2 separate regions of the Homo sapiens genome follow, and region 1 is linked to region 2. A link is a contact called in ENCODE Hi-C or POLR2A ChIA-PET data. All regions are on one chromosome and are shown on one strand. Each heading gives the region's core, a stretch centred on a gene start or an enhancer-like site at or near the end of the contact. The rest is flanking DNA. Distances are from core to core; before and after follow the strand shown. Region 1 overlaps SCAMP5 (secretory carrier membrane protein 5). Region 2 overlaps SIN3A (SIN3 transcription regulator family member A).

Region 1 (3,903 bases), core at 823-3,322, 380 kb after region 2:
CAAGTTTGAAGGGGTCTTGGTTTTAAGGAGTAGGGGAAAGGGAGCAATTGGAAGACTCCCTGCCCACTTAACCCCGAGTGGATGGTGGAGACCCATCATGACAAGCCTGTGTGAGATGAGGCGGAGGTTCCAGGGGAGGACGAGCAGCTGTGCTAGGGACATACAGGGTAGAGACGCTGGGGGACACCTGGACAGGGCGTCTTATAGGAATCTGGAGGGTACAAACATGCTCTGCTCCTGGGAGTTCAGCAGGAGGCCTGGCTGACCCATGCTAAGTAATCACTGGCAAGTTAAGGCCAAGGAAACCAAGCAGCAATCACCTTGTTAGAACAGTGACTTTGGTGGACATTTATATAGTCAACAGCAGAAAATGGTCCACAACCAAGTGCTAAGGCAATGCAACATTTAAAAGCTGGGCAGAAATTTGCTTAAAGTTTTGGAACAGGAAAAACTAAATCTATGGTGTTAGAAGTCAAGATAGTATTACCCTTGATGGGGCAGCGACTGGGGGCCCGGCATCTGTTCTTGGTCGGGGTTCTGGATACACAAAGGTATGGATTTTGTGAACATTCTCCAAGCATACAGTTACAACTTGTGCAATCTCCTGTGTGTTAGACTTCCATGAGAAGTTTGCTTTAAAATAAAAACTTCAGGCTGGGCATAGTGGCTCACACCTGTAATCCCAGCATTTTGGGAGTCCGAGGCAGGAGGATCACTTGAGCCCAGTAGTTCAAGACCAGTCTGGCCAACACAGTGAGACTCCATCTCTACAAAAAATAAAAAATTAGGCAGGCACGATGGTGCGTGCCTGTAGTCCCAGTTCCTCAGGAGGCTGAAGTGGGAGGATTGCTTGAGTCCAGGAGGTAGAGGCTGCAGTGAGCCATGATTGCACCACTGCACTCCAGCCTGGGCAACAGAGCAAGACTGTCTCAAAGGAAAAAAAGCACACACACACACACACACACACACACACACACACACACACAAACTTCTAGCATTCCAGTCAAATTCTTCTGGACCTGATTAAAAGATCGGGCAATTACAATCTTCGGACTCTTTTGTGATATGGGATCAAATACAGATACAAAAACCCAGTAACATCTACCACAAAAAGAGAAGAGAAGGGTATGATAGAGACAATCAGGAAATGATACCCATACACAGGTGCATTAATTGCGGCACTGTTTTGAATAACAAAGGATTAGAAACCATCAATAGGGGACTGATTAAACCAATGGTAGTCATACAATGGACTGTTCCGCAGCTATTTTTAAAAATGCTTTGCAGCTGTTAAAAATTTTAAAAAGAGGAAGCAGTTCTCTGGGTACTGATATGCAAAAGTCTCCAAAAAGATGAGTAGTTAAAAAAAGCAAGATGTACAACAGTCTGTATGTTATACTTTTCATATTAAAAAAAAGGAAGAGAAGATAATAAGAATATATTTTCCTTTTAACCTAATAATCCTGCTCCTGTTAGTCATTTACCCAGATATAAGAAATGACAAACACACACGTTATTCGACATGACACTATTTGCATTAGCAAAATGCTTAAAGCAACCTAAATGTGACTATTTGAATATACGAGGTGCATCATACAATAGAGTATTACACAGATGTAAAAAAGATGCCAGCCATGGTGACTCACACCTGTAATCCCAGCACTTTCAGAGGCGAAGGCAGGAGGATCACTTGAGGTCAGGAGTTTGAGACCAGCCTGGCCAACATGGTGAAACCCCATCTCTACCAAAAAAATACAAAAATTAGCCAGGCATGATGGCATAAGCCTGTAATCCCAACTACTCAGGAGGCTGAGGTGGGAGAATCGCTTGAACCCAGGAGGCGGAGGTTGCAGTGAGCCAAGATTTCGCTGCTGCACTCCAGCCTGGGTGACAGAGTGAAACCATGTCTCAAAAAAAAAAAAAAAAGAATAAAGATGAGCTCAGTAAACTGCTGTGGAATGCTTTCCAGGATATATTAAGTAAAAAAAAAAAAGCAGAGCACAAAAAGTGTAAATCATATGCTACCCCTTATGTAAGAAAGGGGAAGTAAGAATGCACATATGAATTTGCTTATTTTTGCAAAAGAAACACAGGAAGAATCAACCAGAAAGTAATGAAATAGTCACCTACATAACGGAAGGGCTACGATGAGTAGAGAGACTTCCATTCTTTATATACTTATTAATAAGTTTTTTTAATATACTTGTACACATAAAATGACTTCCATATTTCAAAAACTTAAACCAAAAAGAAAAGCAAACTCTAAAACTGAAACAAAAACAAATCAAGCTAACTATACTTTAAATTGATAACAATCTCACAGACAAGAAAAAAAAAAGAGCCCAAGTAACTTTTGATCACAGTAATTCTGGGTTCTCCTATGTTCTCCTAGAAAGATAAACCTCAAGGGCAAAAATAACTGCAAACAGGCCGGGTGCAGTGGTTCATGACTGGAATTCCAGCACTTTGAGACACCAAGGCAGATGGATCGCTTGGGCCCAGGAGTTCGAGACCAGCCTGGGTAACACAGCAAGACCCCCGTCTCTACAAAAAATACAAACATGGCCAGGCATGGTAGCTCACGCCTGTAATCCCAGCACTTTGGGAAGCCGAGGCGGGTAGATCACCAGGTCAAGAGATCAAGACCATCCTGGCCAATATGGTGAAACCCTGTTCTCTACTAAAAATACAAAAATTACCTGGGCGTGGTGGCATGTGCCTGTAGTTCCAGCTACTCGGGAGGTTGAAGCAGGAGAATTGATTGAACCTGGGAGGCAGAGGTTGCAGTGAGCCGAGATCGTGCCACTGCCCTCCAGCCCGGCGACAGAGCAAGACTCCGTCTCAAAAAAACAAAAACAAAACAAAAAAAAACATTAGCGGGACATGGTGATGTGCGCCTGTAGTCCCAGCTTCTCATGAGGCTGAGGTGGGAGGATCACTTGAGCTCAGGAAGTCGAGGCTGCAATGAAGTGTGATTGCGCCACTGCACTCCAGCCCGGGCGGCAGAGCAAGACCCTGTCTCAAAAAAAGAAAAAGAAACTGCAAACAAGTCATGAATTTTAGCAAGTTTACTCTTACTGCTGGTACTGCTGTGACGACTCTAAAGCTTTGCCCGTATACTACAGGAGAGGGCAAATGAATCAGTGTGCTGATTATTTGGGGAAGGTGGTTTCTCACTGTAGGAGATACAATTCAGACCGCGGAAAGGTAAGAAAGAGCCTTGTGGTGTTGGATTCAAAGCGGAGGTATCAGTATGAACACAGAATTTTAAAAATATATATGGCTGGTCCCAAGCCAGGAAAAGGAAATACAAGGTTAGCCTGGAACATCTTGTGGTATCATAAAGAAGAAAGTACTCAATAACTAATGGAGGCAAGTCAAAAGGACACAAGAACCAGTCTGAAAGGGCTACCACCAACCAAATTTGGGACAATTAGACTATCAAAAGTAATAACCACGTGGATTTTTTTCTCTCTTTTTTTTCTTGAGACAGAGTCGCGCTCTGTTGCCCAGGCTGGAGTGCAGCAGCATGATCTCAGCTCACTGCAACCTCCGCCTCCTGGGTTCAAGTGATTCTTTTGCTTCAGCCTCCCGAGTAGCTGGGATTACAGGCACCCGCCACCACACCCAGCTAATTGTTTTTTTTTTTTTTTGAGATGGAGTCTCGCTCTGTCACCCAGGCCAGAGTGCAGCGGCGTGATCTCGGCTCACTGCAAGCTCTGCCTCTCTCCTGCCTCAGCCTCCCCAGTAGCTGGGACTACAGGTGCCCGCCACCACACCTGGCGAATTTTTTTGTATTTTTTTAGTAGAAACGGGGTTTCACCGTGTTAGCCAGGATAGTCTCGATCTCTTGACCTCGTGATCCACCTGCCTTGGCCTCCCAAAGTGCTGGGATTACAGGCA
Region 2 (3,903 bases), core at 694-3,193:
ACACAGGATTGAGGAAGAGCCCTTCATATAAATGAACCTTAACATCTGGGGGAAAGTTGTCAGATAGTTGTTTCCAATAAGTTGAAGAAGTTGTTAGGCCTTCCCATAAGAGGTCTGGATGGTAACTGGCAGAAATCATTAGATGGATACATAGTCACCCATAGTCATACTTTTTCAGACTAATCTTCCTTAACTTCCCTGAAATTTATATAAAATACAGACTCCAGTTACCCTGTGCTTATGTTGCTGATTACAGGCTTGCTGCTGCTTCAGCTAGGAACGAAGTCTTTCATACCACCAGCACAGCTTAAAAAAAAAATCCAATAAAACTAACTTTTAATAATTCTGAGGTTGGTTTTCGAAACAATAGTTACAATTATTTACTGTATCTGGTTATGATTTTGAATCAGTAATAAATACTATCTCCACCCACCCCCCGCTTTTTTTTTTTTTTTTTAATGGAAACAGGTTTCATCCAGAAAACCCCAAAACAGTGACTTTTTTTTTTTTTTTTTTTCCAACCCAGGGTCTCACTCTATTGCCCAGGCTGGAGTGCAGTGGTGTGATCAGCTCACTGTAGCCTTGACCTCCTACCTCAGCCTCCCAAGTAGCTGGGACCAAAGGGGCCACCACACCGGCTAATTTATTGTATTTTTTGTAGAGATGGAGTTTTGCCATGTTGTCCAGGCTGGCCTCAAACTTATGGGCTCAAGCAATTCACCTACTTCAGCCTCCCAAAGCGCTGCGATTACGGGCATGAGCCACTGTGCCCAGCCTACAGTGACTTTTTAAAACATTTTCAAGCTTCTCAACTCCTTTAACTGGAGGTATCTCTTCTCTCATTCTCCTCATATTTGGTGTTCCCTCAGATTCCACTGCTGACTGAATGTACAACATATATTTCAAAGTCAAGGCTGGTCATGGTGGCTCATGCCTCTAATACCAGCACTTTGGGAGTCCAAGGCGGGCAGATATATTGAGTCCAGGAGTTGGAGACCAGCCTGGGCAACATGGGGAAACACTATTTGTATTAAAAATACAAAAAATTAGCTGGGCATGGTGGCACATGCCTGTAGTCCCAGCTACTCAGGAGGCTAAGGTGGGAGGATCATCTGAACCCAGGAAGTTGAGGCTGCAGTGAGCCGTGATTGCACCACTGCATTCCAGCCAAGTGAAGCCATTACATTTATCTTACCTATTGTAGGCTGGCTTAAGAGGGATTTGTATTAAGAATACAATAGGCAACCTCACAGACATCCAAGTACAGAACTCAAAATAGGACCACACCATGGAAGGATTGGGCTGGGAGGTGATTTTTCTCTCCTGCATGCCTTCACTCTGGACTTCTGCTCCATGCTTGTGCTTTGCTCTGCAGATGAACATACGGCATGTGCTCCAGGCTCCTCCAGCCTCTGAGGCTTTGGCTTGCCCTCCCAGTACCCCTGGTCCCAGTGTTACTAGACCTTTCCATACAGATGCTCCTCCTCAAAAAATCTATTGAACACCCTCTCTGTCATCTCCAATTAGCAAGATAGAGAATCTGATCTGCTTAGCAGTGGGGGTGGGAGTTCCGTAGCTGTCTCTGGATTTGTAGTGCTGTCTTTTCTGAAGACTCGAGGAGGGGCCAGATATCCAAAAAGAGAGTATGGGTGGGGAATCAGTAATACAGTCTACTTCAACAAGAAAGTATAAAGTAGAGGCGGTGGCTCACGCCTGTAATCCCAGCAGTTTGGGAGGCCAAGGCGGGTGGATCACTTGAGCTCAGAAGTTTGAGATCAGACTGGGCAACATGGCAAAACCCCGTCTCTTCTGAAAATACAAAAAAGTTAGCTGGGCGTGGTGGCACATGCCTGTAGACCCAGCTACTTAAGAGGCTGAGGTATGGGAGGGTTGCTTGAGCCCAGGAAGTTGAGGCTGCACTGAGCCAAGATCACGATGCCACTGCACTCCAGCCTGGGCGACAGAGCGAGACTCTGTCTCAAAAAGAAAGTAGAAAGTGGAAGCATCTGTATGTATGATTGAAGTCATGCTTTCCATCTGTTTTTTTCCACCTTTTCTTTTTTCTCCTAAAACACTGTATCTTAATCTTCCTCATGATATCAGGTACTCATAAGCATTATTTTAATGGTTGTATCAGAATCCTTTATCTGGACTCATTGTGATTTATTTATCCATCTGTAGTTGCTGGAGATACTGCCCTTTCTGCCACACTCAGTCACCGTTCTGACCTTTCACTGTGTCCAGTTATCTACTAATACACATACTGGTCATTTAGGACTTAAGAATAAATAGTTATCATGGTTCCTAACACTTAAAAAGAATGTGTCTTCCTAAAAATAGAATGGCTTGGTGGTTATGATCATCTTAAAGTTTTTTAAACAGACAAATCAATATTGAAATTAACGTTTTGCTTTCTTCTTGTATCTATTTTTCACTTCTGTCATTTTGATGATAAAGTTTCATTTGGAAGGATTTTTATTTCAAAATAGAAATAGCATGACATGAGAATGGGAACTCTGAAACGTTCAACTTTCTAGTCATTAGTTTCCTAAGATTGTCACAAAAGCTACTGATAGTCAATCATGATTGGCCTGTATGGAAAGTGAGTTAACTTTATGTACAACTTAAGCCCTATACTTTCTATCAGATACAGAAAAATAGGTGATGTGTTTGGAAAAGTATTGGGCTAGGAGTCAGGAACCTTGACTTTTAGTCCCAACCCTCCTTCTTCAGCTGAGCACCCCTGGGCAATAATTCAGCAGCTATTTCTTAAATACTTAATGAGTTTCAGGCTTTGTAGTTGGCCTGGGAATATAGACATAGATACTGCATTCATGATTCTCCAAGGCTCCCTTCCTCACCCCAGCTCACGGTGAGCTTTGCAGTGGTGCAGTCTCGGCTCACTGCAACCTCCATCTCCCAGGTTCAAGCGATTCTCCTGCCCCAGCCTCCCAAGTAGCTGGGATTACAGGCTCCTGCCACCACGCCCGGCTATTTGTGTATTTTTAGTAGAGATGGGGTTTCGCCATGTTAGCCAGGCTGGTTTTGAACACCTGACCTCAGGTGATTGGCCCACCTCGGCCTCCCAAAGTGCTGGGATTACAGGCGTGAGCCACCTTTCTGATGCATTGTGTAAATTTGTCTCCTAACTGGCCCCAACTCTCTGTCTAGCTTGCCTTCCCAGGGCAGTTGTGAAGATCAAATGAGAAAGAATATGTATGAGAGCCAATTGTAAATGATTTTAAAATGCAATAAAGATATGACCTATAGAAAATTATTTAAAGATGCTTAGAATTTTAAATAGTACGATTATCCTGAGTTCTCTATGGTTCTTATTTTAAATAGATAGGAAAGTTTTACCATGGACCACTGATATGGTTGAAAATCCTGGCTTGATTATTCTCCAAGAAAATGATACAGTGGTTTGTGTGATTAATTTTCTAAAATTGCCAGCACCCCCCCACCCCCCCAAAAAAAGAAAAACCTTTTTGGAGTTGAATGACTACATCAAAGGAACGTTGACTGTATAATGGAGAAATGTTTTCTGTGTTCACTAAAAGCTTGCCTTTGTTTGCTTCCAGCTGCAGCATATCGTGAGTGATGAGATCTGTGTGCAGGTGACTGACCTTTACCTGGCAGAAAATAATAATGGGGCCACCGGAGGCCAGCTGAACACACAGAACTCAAGGAGCCTCCTGGAGTCAACGTATCAGCGGAAAGCTGAGCAGCTAATGTCAGATGAGAATTGCTTTAAGGTGAGAGTTGGTCAGGTAGTCGAAGACCTTGCTGGTGACAATGTCAGTTGTTAGGATTCTCTGAACCAGAAGTTAAAGCCGGGGTACTTTGACCTGTGATTCTACTCCTGGACCTTTTAATGAGTTCACCAGAGAACTACAAAGTGGA

The links. Hi-C counts contacts between places; a loop is a spot of excess contacts on that map. ChIA-PET counts read pairs that join two places held with the same protein, here RNA polymerase II (POLR2A). Pooled maps may share reads with other maps.
Region 1: a loop to region 2 is called in a pooled map, with 2.6 times the contacts of the local background. The contact joins two enhancer-like sites. A Hi-C loop is called at or near these places in 1 of 50 pooled maps. POLR2A ChIA-PET finds 5 or more read pairs at or near these places in 2 of 52 experiments (T-cell and activated CD4-positive, alpha-beta T cell).

Annotation. Positions count from the first base shown.
Region 1 is chr15:75,006,525-75,010,427 of GRCh38, reverse strand. The region is part of intron 1 of SCAMP5 (secretory carrier membrane protein 5); the gene reads right to left. Among named protein-coding and RNA genes, the nearest start is that of SCAMP5, 13 kb to the right of the region's middle. Within about 2 kb of position 2,072, at least 3 of the 41 ENCODE cell types and tissues checked have a DNase peak (open chromatin) inside an H3K27ac peak, as active enhancers do.
Region 2 is chr15:75,384,116-75,388,018 of GRCh38, reverse strand. SIN3A (SIN3 transcription regulator family member A) reads left to right here. Exons shown (of 21, transcript NM_001145358.2): 17 at 3,582-3,755. Among named protein-coding and RNA genes, the nearest start is that of MAN2C1, 17 kb to the right of the region's middle. Within about 2 kb of position 1,943, at least 2 of the 41 ENCODE cell types and tissues checked have a DNase peak (open chromatin) inside an H3K27ac peak, as active enhancers do.